Regions from separate parts of the Homo sapiens genome. Here region 1 is linked to region 2. Evidence: chromatin loops called from intact Hi-C (ENCODE). Cell type or tissue: HCT116. All regions are shown on one strand.

The links. A loop is a pair of places that touch in the nucleus more often than their neighbours do. Peaks named below come from ENCODE experiments on the same cell type or tissue, not always from the same donor. Only the 100,000 strongest peaks of a DNase experiment are listed, where the experiment ranks them.
Region 1: it touches region 2 in a loop (9-fold over the local background); 3 of 110 quality-filtered maps call a loop at or near these places.

Annotation. Positions count from the first base shown.
Region 1 is chr10:104,271,309-104,279,308 of GRCh38, forward strand. It overlaps GSTO2 (glutathione S-transferase omega 2), which reads left to right. Exons shown (of 7, transcript NM_183239.2): 2 at 3,377-3,641; 3 at 3,918-4,026; 4 at 6,586-6,808. The coding sequence starts at 3,608. Among named protein-coding and RNA genes, the nearest start is that of GSTO2, 6.1 kb to the left of the region's middle. In HCT116, a CTCF peak has its summit at 3,545; a DNase peak (open chromatin) is centred at 3,583; H3K4me3 peaks cover 2,129 bases; H3K27ac peaks cover 1,448 bases.
Region 2 is chr10:104,041,013-104,049,012 of GRCh38, forward strand. COL17A1 (collagen type XVII alpha 1 chain) reads right to left here. Exons shown (of 56, transcript NM_000494.4): 30 at 7,057-7,092; 31 at 6,727-6,798; 32 at 5,735-5,761; 33 at 4,746-4,781; 34 at 2,813-2,848; 35 at 2,489-2,569; 36 at 1,408-1,443; 37 at 473-526; 38 at 291-332; 39 at 53-106. It overlaps MIR936 (microRNA 936), which reads right to left and starts at 7,174; the gene lies at 7,077-7,174. In HCT116, a CTCF peak has its summit at 4,644 (motif pointing right); a DNase peak (open chromatin) is centred at 4,629.

The sequences.
Region 1 (8,000 bases), 230 kb after region 2:
AGCCGAATCACAGTGTGCTTCATCTTTGTGGATACAAAATTGGAATGCACTCTGCTATTTAAAATGTGTTCTTACTCACTAGCGTTTGTCATTAACTTTGACGTATACTGAGCTCTTACTATACTGACGATGCCCTGGACTATTTGATTCGATACTCACAATTCATAAAGTAGGTATTATTGGTGTTCTCATTTTGCAGGTGAGGAAAGTGAAATCCAAAAAGGTTAGATAGCTTGCCTAAGTGCCAAAGCTGGGTCTCAAAAAGTCAGCCCATTGGGCTCCAGGGCCTGTTCTGAGAACCTTGACACTAGATTGTTTCCCTTTAGAGGAGAACAGCTTCCATCCCTGTCTTCTAACTCTACCAAATTAACTTGGCATTTCAGAACTTGATTTCCCACATACAGATACACTTTTCATGAACATTTCCCAACTCTCAGAGTTAGTTTCTTTTAAAAGGTGGGAATGAAAAAACAAAACTTGGAAAATCATCCTCTTCTGGCAAAGTAGAAAGGTGGATCCAGGAACCTTTTAATTTACAAATGGAATTCCCAGTTTGGCCATTATCCAGAGACCATGGATGGGCAAATTAAGGCCATTGGGCTAAATCCAACCAATTGTTGGTTTTTTTATAGCTCAATATCTAAGAATGATTTTTTACATTTTTAAAGGGTTGAAAAAGAAAAACCAGTCACAACGTGATATGTGAAAATTATATGAAATTCACCAAGAGTGAGCCCTAATATATTAACTATGGATGTTGGGTGATAATATGTCAATGTGGGTTCATTGATTGTAATAAATGTACCTCTCTGATTGGAATATTGATAGTGGAAGAGACTGTGCATGTGCGGGGGCACAGGGTATATGGGAAATGTGTATTTTCTGCTCAATTTTGCTGTGAATCTAAAACTTTTTTTTAAAAAAAGGCTATTAAAATACATATATGCAGTTCAAATTCAGTGTGTCCATAAATACAGCCACACCCATTTGTTTATTTATCATCGATGGCTGTTTTTACACTACAAGTGTAGAACTAAATAGTGGAGACCAGATGGCCTGAAAAGCCTGAAATATTTAATATATGTAAAAACATTTGCCAATCATTCAGTTCATGGCATCTGATAAAGACTAAGATACTGGTTGAGATTGTTGCCGCTGGAGTCAAACTTCCAGGGTTCCTAGTCCTCCCTCTTTCACTTACTAGTTGAGAAGTGCTTAACTATGCTAGTCTCAGTTTACTCATCTTTTAAAGTGAATCAAAATAGAACAGTTATGGGACTTTTTTTTTTTTTTTTTTTTTTTTTTTTTTTTTTTTTTTTTTTTGAGACGGAGTCTCGCTCTGTCGCCCAGGCTGGAGTGCAGTGGCGCAGTCTCGGCTCACAGCAAGCTCCGCCTCCCGGGTTCACGCCGTTCTCCTGCCTCAGCCTCCTGAGTAGCTGGGACTACAGGCGCCTGCCACCGCGCCCGGCTAATTTTTGTGTTTTTAGTAGAGACGGGGTTTCACCACGTTAGCCAGGATGGCCTCAATCTCCTGACCTCGTGATCCGCCCGCCTCGGCCTCCCAAAGTGCTGGGATTACAGGCATGAGCCACCGCACCCGGCCCAGTTATTGGACTATTTTAAGAATTAACTGGGTCAATACACATGAAGCACCAAATATATATTAGTAATAATTTATTTTGATTTTGAGATTTTGCAACCCTCTTATGGCCTTTTTTAGGCTATGGATATATTTTTCTCAACTATCTTGAAATCTGCTTTTTTTATATGAGGGATGCATGTGTATGCCCAGAAGTCATCTTACCTACCAGGAGCTCTAAGATGACATGGTTGTGTTTCTTGCTTCTATTTTACCATCCAATTTGTCCTTCTTGATCAGAATTAGCTCCAAAGTAGTAGAAGTTACTCTGTTACTTTCTCTGTCTTCTTAAATGAAAAGTTGTCAGCGTAGCAAGCCGGGAACCAATATGTCTTCTCCAACACCAGATTTCTTGCTGACATATATGCATTTTATTTTCAGAGAACATTTATTCAAACATTTTTGCCATTCCCTGATTCTTATAAAATGTTAATACTTTCCATATTATTATCTAAGCTTATTTCACATGAAATCATTGAATGACAGCAAAAAATGTAGTTGAGTCACTATTCTGAAGATTTGCAAAGATTCTTATTCACTAGCAAAAAATGTTAACACTATTATTAACCAAGAAGTTCTGGATAGACTGGAATTCCAAAGGCCAAACAGTACCCAGTTATAAGCTACATAATTAGGCTCTGTCATTTTAATAAAAGATATTTAGATTCAAGTATTATTTGTTGAGCAGCCATTACGTGCTATATCTTTTCCTGGACTTAAAATCCTTTCCTCCTAACACTATTACCAGTTTTAAAGGTCAAGACAACGAGTCAAGCTTTGGACTTTTAAAGTTCTTCAACCCTACTAGCTGGTCACTTTGGGCAAATAATTTCATTTTTCTGAAGCTGTTTTCTGTTTTGAAAAGTAGAAATAATATGAGTTGCCTGACTGAGCAATTGTAGGAATCAAGGTAATCTATGGAAATAATTTAGTCAGTATGAGTGAGACACAGAAAATATTTTTCTTTCCTTCATGATCTGTTAATCCTACAAAATGCATTTACAAGCAATTCCCACATCAGCTCAATTCTGGAAAATTTAAGGAATTATTTTTTTACCTGCTGAAATTCAGGATCTCAGCTTATCAGCATCAGAGCCAAAGCCACGTCTATTATCTCACGTAAACAGAAAAGCTGTGCAAGTCGCCCCTATATGGCTGGGCTGTTGGCAATGTATCCTTGGCAACTAGTAAGAGTGTTCTCAAAAATTTATGCTGGGGAACGGGGGAAGCTCACAAATTGTTCTTTGCCTCCAGGTATCTTAATTTTATTCATTGCCAGTTTTTCAGAGCTTGGGTAAAATCTCACAAGTAGGGCCAGGACTGGGATGAGGCAACTGAGGTGTCTAGGGTGCAAAATGTGAGTTGTCTAGACACCAAAGTTGTCTAGGTGTCTAGGAGGCACTCACTCTCTGGGGTATGTGAGATTTCAACACCAATGACTTTTTCTTTCCTAGTTGCTGTATCATGAGAATGTTTGGCCTTATTATTTTTTAAAGCTGTACTTACTTACCAAAGAGTGGCCAGTTTAGTGATGCAAGAGATTCAGAATGGGAAAAAAAAAGTCAGCTTTACCCTAGTCAGTTTTGATTAAACTCCTTTGAAATCCATGTTGGAGTTTAAATGCCCATTCTTGAGGGATTCTTGATGTAGAGGAGGCCCCTCCAAAGCTTTAAGCACATGTCCAGAGCAAGGGGGAGCTTTTCTGGTGTTATTTTGTCTTGTTTTGTTTTTTGCCAGCTCCTACTCTCGGGCTTCCAAATCTGGGGCGATGTCTCCCCAGGTTAAATTACCCTAGCTCCTGCTCCAGATCGCTTCCCCGTGCCCCGCCAGAGCCCAGTAGTTCAAAAATTAAATTTGGGGCAAGGGGTGCGCGCCAGAGCGCAGCTGTTTCTGGAGCCTGCGGCAGCGGTGGCGAGCCACAGGGCGGCGACCGTGAGCTCCGGGAGCTGCGCAAACCACCTGGAGACCATGTCTGGGGATGCGACCAGGACCCTGGGGAAAGGTGAGTGCTCTCCATGGGGTCCGCGAGCTGGGGGCGCCGCGTGACAGAAAATGTTGGCTTCGGCGGAGCTGCCTGGCCTTGGCCTGCAGACCGGCGGGGCAGGAAGGGACTTGGAGGGCTCTCCTGAAGAAAAGCCACATGCAGCACTGCCCTCTCTGGGACTTGGGAGTTGGAGCTCCCACAGCCATCTTGGGATCTGGGCAAGTGAGCGAGCTCCTTCCTCACCGGGCTGACTAGCCTCTCCTTTCCCTGTCCCCCTCCATCGCTGCTCTGCAGGAAGCCAGCCCCCAGGGCCAGTCCCGGAGGGGCTGATCCGCATCTACAGCATGAGGTTCTGCCCCTATTCTCACAGGACCCGCCTCGTCCTCAAGGCCAAAGACATCAGGTGAGAAGCGGGAACCCAGAGCCCCCGAGCAAACCCAGCGCCTCACAGGAGCCCGGGAATGTTTAACATCTGGGGCGCCCTGCTCAGCTTTTACAAGGGGCTCCCTGTCCCTTTTTTCGGAGGCAAAGTCAACAAATAGCAAAGGGCGAGCTTTTTTTTAGCGGGCCCTACTGAAATGCGGAGCCCTTTTCCGAGTCACGCCTATGCATGAAACTTCTAGCCCAGCGCAGAGTAATGTGAATGATGGGGCTGGTGAACTGGTTCCCTCCCAGAATGTTTAAGGGCACAGCCAACACTACTGAGGCCTTACCTGACTGCTCCACAGAGGTAGTTCCCCCACCACACCCCAGGCATCTTAGGTCACTGTTTCCTTTCTTTATTGAACTTACTGCATCCAGCATTTTCTTATTTGTTCATCCATCTCCCCTCCCCAGTCCCCTTCACCCATGTGCGTTCTCGAGGGTAGGAACTCTGTCTCTTTTATTCATGAGCTAGGAGAGAGCCTGTCACATAGTGGATGCTCAAAAAACATCTGTTAAATGAATGAACAAATCTTTCCAAACAATGAAATAGAAGGAATTGCTATCAAGAGGTGTCTGGAAGTTTTCAAGACACCTTGAAAACTTGAGAAATGGGTACAGATGCTTCCAAAAGGAAGTTTGCAAAACCAGCTCCTGCAGGTCTGGATTTGGAGGGCAGAGCAGCTTTGCTGGGATGTGGACTGCATAATGCAGCTGGCCTCCAAGCTAGAGTGTTGAGAATATGTCACTCCAGGCTCCCGACTCTTGTCTCGGAGAGTCCATCACAAGGGGGTGACTTCAGAGTTTCAGACTCATGTCAGAGAGATACAAAGACTAATACAGAGATGTTTTAAATAAAATTATGTAAATCTGCCTTGTTGAGTATATAGGGCCTGTATTTCCACATTCTTCCCTTTTGCTCAAATTAAGCTGACCTTAAGGTTACCTGTTTTTTGAGGAAAATAACAACAACTGGATGTTTTGCCCATTTGGTGATAAATTATCAGCTTAGGAGCTGATGTATTTCCTTAGGTCAGCGTTTCTCAAACTTGGCACTGTTGACAGTTTAGGCCAGATAATTCTTTGTTGGAGAGGTGGGATAGAAGCTGTCCTGTCCATCACTGGATGTTTAGCAGTATCCTTGGTCTCTACCCATTCAATGACAGTAGAGTCCCCCTTCCCTATGCACTACCTTCAGTTGTGACAACAAAACCATGTCTCCAGACATAGTGATATGTCCCTTGGGAAGGAGGCCAAAAATCACTTCTAGTCGAGACCCATTGCTTTAGGTTGAGACCCACTGCTTTAGGTCTTGCTATGTGGCCTATGCTGGTCTCGAAATCTTGGGCTCAAGCAATCCTCCCACCCTGGCCTCTCAAAGTGCTGAGATTACAGGTGTGAGCCACCTCATCCAGCCTCTGCTGTAGGTTTAAGACAATCTCCTAGACTAAGCAATGAACGTTCCCATTTGTTTCCTTTCATGTTTTTAAACATACGTTCATGCTTCTGGTAACTATATAGTTATCTAAATAATAATTGTATTATGTGAACATTAAATAATAATAGTATTATTTGAACATCTAATAATTAGAAGAAGAATTAAAAAAGTTATTGCATGCTTATGTGCCAGGCACTGTCCTAAACACTTTATACATATCCCCACCACAGTACCAAGAGATGGGTGTAATTATTAGCCCCATTTTATAATTAAGGACACTGAGCACAGAGAGGTTAGGAATTCGGTTAAGGTCCCAAGCTAGACCGTTTATTCTGATGCCAAAACTCATACTCTTAATTGTTAACATTTACCATATTCTGTTGTGACCTGTTAATACCAGATTTGTATTTTCAAGCTGTAGAATGTACTAAACTCTCTAATGCCATGGTTAAGTGTGTGAGCTCTGAGTCTGTCTGCCTGGCTGTGATCTTGGCTCTACTACTTTTTTTTTTTTTTAGATGGAGTTTCTTGCCCAGGCTGGAGTACAGTGGTGTAATCTCAGCTCACTGCAACCTCCACCTCCCGGGTTCAAGCAATTCTCCTGCCTCAGTCTCCCAAGTAGCTGGGGTTACAGGCGCCCGCCACCATGCCTGGCTACTTTTTTGTATTTTTTAGTAGAGATGGGGTTTTGCCATGTTGGCCAGGCAGGTCTTGAATTCCTGACCTCAGATGATCTGCCCGCCCCAGCCTCCCAAAGTGCTGGGATTACAGGTGTGAGGCACCGCGCCCGGCCAGCTCTACTACTTCTTAGTGGGTGGTATTGGGTGTGAGATTCAACCCCCTTGAGTCTTCTTTCCTATGAGGTGAGCCTACTTCAGGGGGAATTATGAGGAACAACTGAGATAAGGCATGGAAAACATCCGACACATCTTACTGCAGGAAGGAAGATGATGATGTTATGTATTTTATACAAAACTTAAACCTTAAAACACTAATTGCAAATTTTAACTTTTAAACTGATTGCTTCTGCTTTCAAGAAGAGTGCCTGCCTGCAGATGCCTCTCATTTTTGTTCTGTCTTGTTTTCCTTTTGCTTTTTAAGACATGAAGTGGTCAACATTAACCTGAGAAACAAGCCTGAATGGTACTATACAAAGCACCCTTTTGGCCACATTCCTGTCCTGGAGACCAGCCAATGTCAACTGATCTATGAATCTGTTATTGCTTGTGAGTACCTGGATGATGCTTATCCAGGAAGGAAGCTGTTTCCATATGACCCTTATGAACGAGCTCGCCAAAAGATGTTATTGGAGCTATTTTGTAAGGTATATTCAATTTAAAAAGTCACTCACACTGTATTTTACTTTGCATGTCTTTCCCAAACCTCAACCCATTTTAAAGCCAAATCATTGGTGAAACTGTTTTGTTTTGATACCATGTGATCCTCAGGAGATTAGCTAGCATGGAATTAGGGTAGAGCATGGCCACTGATATTAAAGGCTTAACTGCTAGGCGCTTCTCCATTTCAACTGGCAGGCTCAGGAGGTATGGTTATGACATGGCAATGACCGTGTAACTTGAAGCAGGAATACTGAAAGAACTGAAAACTGGTGATCCTTAAAGGGAGTATTTCTCCAGCTTCAGGTAAAAAGTAATGGAGTGCGAAGATTATGCATAGAAGGTGATGCTTTTTTATTATTTTTTTTTTGAGACGGAGTCTCGCTCTGTCACCCAGGCTGGAGTGCAGTGGCACCATCTCGGCTCACTGCAACCTCTGCCACCTGGGTTTAAGCAATTTTCCTGCCTCAGCCTCCTGAGTAGCTGGGATTACAGGCGCATGCCACCACACCCCCTAATTGTTGTATTTTTAGTAGAGATGGGGTTTCACCATATTGGCCAGGCTGGTCTTGAACTCCTGACCTCAAGTGATCTGCCTGCCTCGGCCTCCCAAAGTGCTAGGATTACAGACGTGAGCCACTGTGCCTGGCCAGTGATGCTCTTTAGAAGCATAAGAGTGCCTGCTGTCCAGGAAATGTGAAGAATAGATAAATGGTGGCAGCTTTGATAATGAAAGAAAAAAGAATGGAGAAATTTTAAGATGGTGTCTTTGAAAAGGAATTTTTAAAAACCTCAATGATATTAACAGCTGACATATATCGAACACTTATGATGTGCCAGGCACTGTCCTAGTTACTTTGTAGGAGCTAACTCATTTAATCCAACTGCCCTTTGAAGTGGGTACTGCTATCGTATCCATTTTTCAGATGAGAACACTGAGGCTTAGAGAGGTTGAGTGTCCCACCTAAGAATGTATAGCATGGAAGCAGCTGATCAAGTAAGGAGCACTGGAGAAACCCTCCTAAAGCACCCTGCTTTCCCAGGGTACTATAAGAAGTAGATTCCTACTGAGAACCGGAACCACAGAGAAAACCTAGTGCCTCTCACAGGGAGCTGGGGGGTCTGATGTGGGTGTTGCCCTGTTAGGCTGGAGTTATAAAGCTTCGCTGCCTTTTCAGG
Region 2 (8,000 bases):
CAGGACAAGGGCTGAGGTGGAGAACAGGTGCGACTTGACTCCCTGACATTACCTGAGTTGGACAGGAACGATCCTGGTGGGCCTGGTGGGCCTGGCAAACCCTCCCCTAGGAAAGAGAACCCCCAAGACTTATTAGTGCCAAGAGGGGAGCCAGGAACCCTCTGCTCAGGAGGAGGCAGCAGGGAAGCTCTTTCCTATAAGCCAGCCCAGAGGGCCCTGGGCTCAGGGTCCCATTGCTACCCACCTCTCACCTCCCCCTCCCACCTCCCAGTGGTAAGCTCGGCTCTCACCTGGTGGGCCTCGGGGTCCTGGTGGGCCTGGAATGGAAGGCCCTGCAGAAGAGAGCAAGGAAGAGGCCATGCTGAGCTCAGGGAGCTGATGCCACCCCTGAGGATCTTGGCTTCCTCACTAAGTGCATTGAATCTCCTGTCCCCCAAACTCCCCACCTTCCAAAGGTCTCCAAGATACTCACCTGGTGGCCCGCGTGGGCCGGGTGGGCCTGGGGGACCTTGTAAATTAAGAACTTCTATAGAGAGAAGAAAATAGAAATGAGCAAAAGCTGTCACGAGGCTGCTCTCTGCCACACTTCTCACCTCTCACTGGATCTGCAGTTCCAGGCACTCCAGGCTACCCTCACAGCCCAGACACCAGGCCCTGTGTCATGGCACAAGAGCCTGCAGCACCTCATCTGCTAAGGGTGCCCCTCACTCAGAGGCAGGGCAGGACCATAGTCAAGCTCCCTGACAGCTGATAAGAGCATGTGGAATGATGGGGATACATTGGATTTCGGTGTCAGAAAGTCTGAGTTCAAACCCCTGCTCCCACACGTCTAGCTGGTGACTTTGGGCAAGTTCTCAACCTCTTTCAGCCTCAGTTTCCTCCTCTGTAAACCAAGGTCAAAAAGATCTACATCACGGGGGTGTTGGGAAGACTCGGTGAAACACTGAAGACCAAGCTCCTAACACAGTGATAGCTCAGAGTGAGCGCTGGACCGGGTGGGCTGAAGCCTCTGCTGTTCTGCACTCCAGATGTCCAGGTGGGAGGCCCGGCAGTCTCCACCTGGGCTCCTTAAAGGACCCGGGAGTGAGTCCTCTCAGCCTGGGCCTGCAGCCGAGAACCCACAGACGGTTGTCATTGCTCTCTGGGTCAGCTGTACACTCCTGCCAGATACTCATCTTCAAGGCCAAGTCTGCCCCTGGTCCTCTTGTAATCCCAGAACTTCTCTGACAGCTGCCCCAAGCCCCAGGGAATCACCTTGCAAGACCCCGGTGAAGAGCCCTGGCCCTGTCCTCCTTTTCCAAAACACACCTTTCACGTCATCTAGAACAGAGAGGCCCATGTCCACCCTGAGAGGAAAGTCCTCCCGACTGGGCCCATCGCTTTGCATTCTTGCAGGGTGTGACATACCTTGATGTCCTGGGAGACCAGCTGGGCCGGCAGGGCCTGGAAACGGGGTTGAGGAAGAAAAGGCTAAATCATGCATGTAGGGTCATAGGAAGAACTAAAGGCATAATTCCTCCCAAGGCATGGAACAGAGACCCAAAGAGGCCACCTTGCTTATTTGAGAGCAATAAGCAATTCGAGATCAGCCCTGCGGTCCAGTTGCGTGAGAACATCTCTGACAGGCACCGGGACCCCGGGGCAGGCGGGACTGCCCCCTCTGCTGCTGTCCTGTAATGGTTAGGGACTTCTACATGCCTCTATGTACTCCTTCTCACTGGAGCTTGTCAGGAGGGAAGGCTGGTACATTCTGGCCTTGGTTGTGGTAAGTTGTGTACTTCATTTGTACATAAAAATTTAAAATAATTAAAAACACATATAACAAAATAACAGGCACTTTGGAAAGGTAGGAAACAAATTGTCCATAACTCTTCAATGTGTGGGCATTTTATTTTCTTCCAGCATTTTTTCTTTTTTGCATCTTGTATTAATACAGTTGAAACCACAGAGCAGGCATTAGTGAGTGTCCTGCTCTTTCAATAAACGTTTTATCTCCTAACAACTTTGTTCAGAAGTTTTCATATTTTTGTCACCATCCCATGTGGAGATATTTTCTTCAAATAGATACCTAGCATTTTTGTTGCCCTGGATGCAGAATATCAAATTGTTTTCCAGGAGGAAACAAAGGGCTCAAGGACTGAGTCTTCTGATTGGCCACAGGCTCTGGAGGTAGACTGATCTGGGCCAAATCCTTTGTCCTGCTGCTTATTGGCCGTGGGACCTTGGGCAAGTCATTTACCCACTCCAAGCCTCAGCCTCCCCTTCTCTAAATGCTGAGAGCACATTCACCTCCTATGCTGTGAAGTAGGATAACTGATCTACCTCATTGTCTGAGAATGCAAGAGTTTGCTTTTCTCAGGCCAAACTCCTTATTCTCTTTACCAGGTTCAGTTCCTGCCCTGGGTTTCAGGATCTGAAGAAATATGGCTAGAGTCACTACCGCCAAGACCTATTGCTGATTTGGGGCAAAGCAAGAAAATAGACTGACCTGGGGCACCTGGAGGTCCTGGGGGTCCCATGGCTCCAGGAGGTCCTGGGGGGCCTGGGACAGTGAGCATCGATGACCCCTCTGAAAACAGAAGGCACATGGAACATTGAGCCCTACTTTTCTCACTCAGAGGCGCTGGGACCCAAGCCAGGTTGTGGTGGGCAGCCTGGCATTTCTTCTTCTCATCGCTGCTAAATTTCCCTCCTCCCCCGCTACTGATCCAAAAAACTCCCAGCCACATCCTGCCCAGAACGCTGCAGAGTCAAGGTAGGTGCCCAGTATAAGAAAGACACAGAAAGGAGGGTCCCTCTAGGACCTGCCTACCCGAAGTCACGATCTTGCCTGGAGCTCCTGGTTCACCTAGGAAGAGAGGAAAAGGCTGAGAGTGGTTGTTCTGAGGATCAATTAGTGGCTCAATAAGCCATTTTCAAGGCTTCTGATTGCATTTGGGACCCACTTCTGGGCCTCTCACCATCAGGCTAAAGGCATTTTAATGAACTGAAGGAAGGCAAGCAGGATGCATTAAGCCCCAATCTTTCAGCCAGAGTCCCTGGAGGCCAGAGCATCCGTCTTCATTCAGAGAAGTGGCTTCACTTGAGGATGTGGAAAGCTTGCCTTTCAGTGAGCCCAGAATGGGGCTGACTGGAGAGTCCTTCATGCTCCCACATTCCACCACCTCTGCCTGGGAATCGCCTTAGGTGGGAAAATTACTCAAAGGTCAAAGGACAGAGGCGATGAGCCCGCCAGGTAGAGCGGGATTCCTAGAGTGCTCTGTGGGACAGTTGTAGGGGCTGTGCAGGATTAAAGGGGGGCTCTGCAGTGGGTAAGTCTAAGAAGGTCTGAGTTATATAAAGGTTAACAAGATCTCTTTTCTGCCTTGTGTCTCAGAGCATTGAAAATACAAGTGTGCGTGGAGAACTTTCGAGAAGAGGACATTCCCAAACGTATCAACTGGATGCAGTGCTGAGAACTGACAATCCACGGACTCACTTGGGGAAACCATTCTTTAGGGGCCCCTTTTTTCATTTCTCAAGTTCTGTTAGCAATTCAGTCATTCACACAATGAAAGGAGACTATTGCTCTCTCCCCTAAAGGAAAGCAGAGGGATGGTCTCTGCTCACCATCCTTCAGCCAGGGCTCATGAACAAGACGGGAGAAGCACTTGAGTTTGTTTTGTTGGGATGCAATCCAACGTTCGGTAAAATGGCCCCTCTTGTGCATGTTGTCCAGGCAGGGTCTGAACTCCCCCTTGGACTGGAAGTCACGGGCCCTCAAAAAGGGAAGGTTTCTGTTATTCTTGGGAATTCCAAAACCTATGAGACTCTTACAAAAGGTACCATCCATTCGTGAACATATCCACGGACCTAGTGTGGTCTGCCTGGGACCTATAAACTCAGTTATCATTATTTTGGAATTACATTTAGTTAGCCCTAAAGAACTCCTTGGCCCAATCAGTCATTGGAAATGATTTCTGGAAAGTGGTTATTTTAGGGTCCCACCAAGAGTGACAGTGACTGCTCATGACAGAGCACAGCTCCATAGAATGTCAAAGTTCAGGAGCGTGTTGGAATCAAAGGAACAGAAGGACAAAGACCATCCCTGAGCACTGTGGGTCCCTGAACTTGCTCGGGGTTGAGGTCTGATAGGCAGAACTGGACAAGAGGGTCACTGTGTGCATGGGCATCACCACATTGCCCCAGTCAGACCCCCGAGGATGAGCTCCCCTCTGAGTACCCGACTTGCCCTCTCAGTAGCATCTTAACACTCCTCTCTGCCTGTACTAAAGCCTCCTCTCAGGAAGGGTCTGATGTAGCCATTCACACCAAGGCTGATATGAATGATAAGGGCAAAGGTAGCTCCTGCCCCAGGGGAAAAGACTTGTTAGGAGGGGACCAAGCCTACATACCAGGGGGATGAAGCACTAATGGGGGCATTTAGAGGCAAAACAGGGCACAGAAAGGCTTTGGGGAGGGCAGTGCCCTTCTAGAACCTCCTGTAACAGTGGCCTGGAGACATCCAAGTATGAAAGCAAGGCTCAGGTTTGTGGGGTGGGGAGGTGTTTGGGGAGGGGTGGGGCTTGAGGACTGGGCTTGGTTCACAAATCCCTGGGCTCCCAGCCTCATAGCCCTCTGCTAGAACCACTAGATGCCACTGTTGATCCAGGCTCTGGCCAGAGAGAGGCCTCCTCCTGTCCATCCCTTCCTTCCACAAAAATGGCCAGTGAAAAGAAAGAAATCTCATTTGGAAATTCACTTACCTTTTATTCCTGGTCGGCCAGGGGTACCGGGAAGTCCTGATGTGATTAGAACAAGTAGTCAGGACGATGAAGGCCCAGCAATTCCAGATACCCTTGGGTGGTCACTAGTGCTCCGTCACTCAGCACAGCCACACTGCTGACTGAAACCCTGGGACGCACCAGCTTTGCCTTCCGCCTTAGTCTAGACAACCCCGGGGAGCCTCTTGCTCTGAGCCCTTGTCCCTCTTTGGGAAATGGGGCAACAGCTTGGCTTGGAGCAGGCAGAGGCCTATGGGCTCAGTTTTGGAGGGTTCCATCCCTTGGGGTTATGAGCCACCTGGAGCCTGCAGAGCAGCCTCTGTCTCCCTTCTCCCCTGCAGGGGAGGGGCTCGGCTTCCTGAGTCCAATGCAGCATCACCCTCTTGCCTTTAACTACTGAACTCCTCTGTAAGAGCATTGGAAGCATGTCCCTATGAATTCAACTGCTGGGGGGCTGCTGCCTGATTTCATTTTCAATCTTTGCCTAATTTCTTTCAGGAAATTAGGGGATGAATGTAGTGATATGGGGGCACAATGGTCCAATTACAGGACAGGCTTTAACACTGAGGCTGTCCCAGAGAAACTGGGCTTTCCCGAACAAGGATGAGCGCCCATGCCCTGTCATGCCAGTGGGGGAACTTGGGCCTCTGGACTAACAGCTCTCCTGGCTAGTGGGAGCTCAGCTATGAGCTTGGGGTTCCTCTCAGATTCCTGCACCCGAGGGGAACAGGGCACAGGCAGACAGAATTGACACACAATCTAATCTCATTTCTACTCGAATGGTGTTCTAGATTGTTCTGTGCCTATTTTTCCTTCCTAAGGTGCTTCTCACGACTCATAGTGAAAGGGAGTGTGTGCCAGGGAGTTGGTGGAGGAGAGGAAACTCTGGTGACTGCAGGAAAAGCCCTGGCCCAAGCAGTTACCCCAGGAGAAGGTGGGAGACAGCAGGTGGGAATGATCCAGCGACTCACCCTGAGGTCCCTGGGGTCCTGTGAGACCTGCAGAAAATCAGACACAAGAGGGAAGAGTTGAAGGGTGGAGGCCATCCCTGGTAGCCACACCCACACCTGCAGAAACCGGTGGACACTGCAGTGGAGGGGTCAGTGGGTACAGAAGGACACGTCTCATGCCGGGGCAGCCAGCATCCTTGGACCTCTCAGCTCTGGATGGAGAGCAGTTCTTCGGGCTTTGCAGTGAAGCGACCCACCACTTTCTCAGGCAATGGTGCTGAGCCTATCTGGGTTCACAGACCCTTTTGGAATCTGAGGAGAGCCACAAATCCGGAATGCTCAACACTCACGGATCCCAATGCTGCCCCAGGTTCCCCCTCTATGGCTCCTGTCTGGGCACCCGCCAAAGGAGGCTGAGGAGGCCCCTACTCTCAGAGGCCCCCGATGAATGCCCACCCGCCTTGACCACACAGCTTTCTTGGCTGGTTTTCATTTGTTCTTCCTGCAACCCTGAGAAGTTTGCTCTTTGCTCTCGGTGGAGACTCTAACAATGGCTTCCTCCTCGGCCTCGTGGGTGTTGGTGAGGGCCCAGTACAGGAGAGGAGGACAAGAGGAGAAGGGCTCAGAGGAGCAAGATAGCGAGGTGACCTTCAAGTCTGCAGTTTTAAGAGTGTCCTTGCCCCTTTCTAGAAATCCTTATGTTTAGCTGTTAATCCCACTCTTCTGAATTGCCAGACTTAGTTACCCAGAGGTGCCAGGGCCTACAGCCACTGCACGCAAAACAACCTAACACTATGGCAGTTCCCTGCTGAGCTGCTGGAGGAAAACGGGATAAGGCACACATGGGTGCATTTGTAAACACCTGCATGCACACACACAACCATGCACATATACACCCCTTCCCCCACAACCTGCACACCTGCACATGCACACGCACACACATGCCTACATCCACACACACAAAGCACACACACACTAAGCAGGGCCATGGCTCCCTCTTCCTGCTCTGTTACCTGGCTTTCCTGGGTCTCCAGAAGGTCCTGGTGGGCCACGGATTCCAGGCATCCCAGTAAGACCTTGTTCACCTAGAGAGAGAATGGCCAACGTGGAAGTGTTTACATTTAGGAAAGCTAAACTGGTTATCACATCTGAACTGATAGTTTCTGAGGGTTTTCCTAATTGACTTGCTGGCAGGTGGAAAGGAGAAGGGGAACAGAACTGGACACTGCACACTTCCACATGCTATATGCTCCTCTGCACTATGGTTAAGGGGACTGAGGGCTGCATGCTGGAACAGGGGCTGTGACGGGAGTGAGGCTGGGGGCAGCAGATGAGTGACCAACCTCTTGGGCCTTGGTGTCCGTCTGGGCCAGCAGGACCTGGTAAAGTAGAAGCAAGGTCTCTCAGTTGCTCCTGGAGTGATTTCTGCGATTCCTCCCTCTACTGTCCCAGTGGCCTTGAAGCACATTGTGTCCCAGGAGCCCACGCAGCCATCAGCCACGGGACAGCCCTGTCTGTCACACTCTCTGGATACGGTACTCCCACTGCCCCTTCTCCTAAACCAGCAATTGTCTCTTTTCCTGTTGAGAATTGTTCAGTGCCTTCCCATTGCATCTCAAGCGCCTCGATGCTCAATGCTTGTCGCGTTTACTTGAGGGCCTAGAAGTCAAGGTCCTCCATGTTCTTGTCTCCTCTGCTCTAGGCATTATTGTAACCTCTCTCCAAAATGGTGGCCTTCTGGGACCATATCTTGCTCTTTCCCATTTCTTTGTCTTTCCCTGCTCGTGCTGTCATCCCTGCATGGAATTTTCCAGACTGGTCATGCTTAAAATCTTTCCAACTTTTTGGGACCACTTGAAATGCCCCCTCCTCCGTCCTTCCTATTGGAAGAAATCTCTCCTTTGACTGTATCCTCACAGCACTCTGTACCTTGCGTGACACTTGTCACCTCATGCAAGTCTTATCTCCCCTTGAGGGAGGTAAAGCATCTCATTTGCCTAGCACAGTGTCAGCACTCACAGCTGGGGAAGTGAACGAGAGTACACATGCTGCATCTCCACAGGTAAGGCTTAAACCCTTCTTGGGTTTGATCCTCAACATGGTCTTTTTTTTTTTTGGTTTTTTTTTGAGAGATGAATTCTTGCTCTGTCACCCAGACTGTAGCGCAGTGGTGTAATCATGGCTCACTGCAGCCTCCAACTCCTGAGTTCAAGCGATCATCCTGAGTCCCAGGGATTACAGGCGTGAATCACTGCACCTGGCTACCTCTGAGATTCTTGGTCAGTTT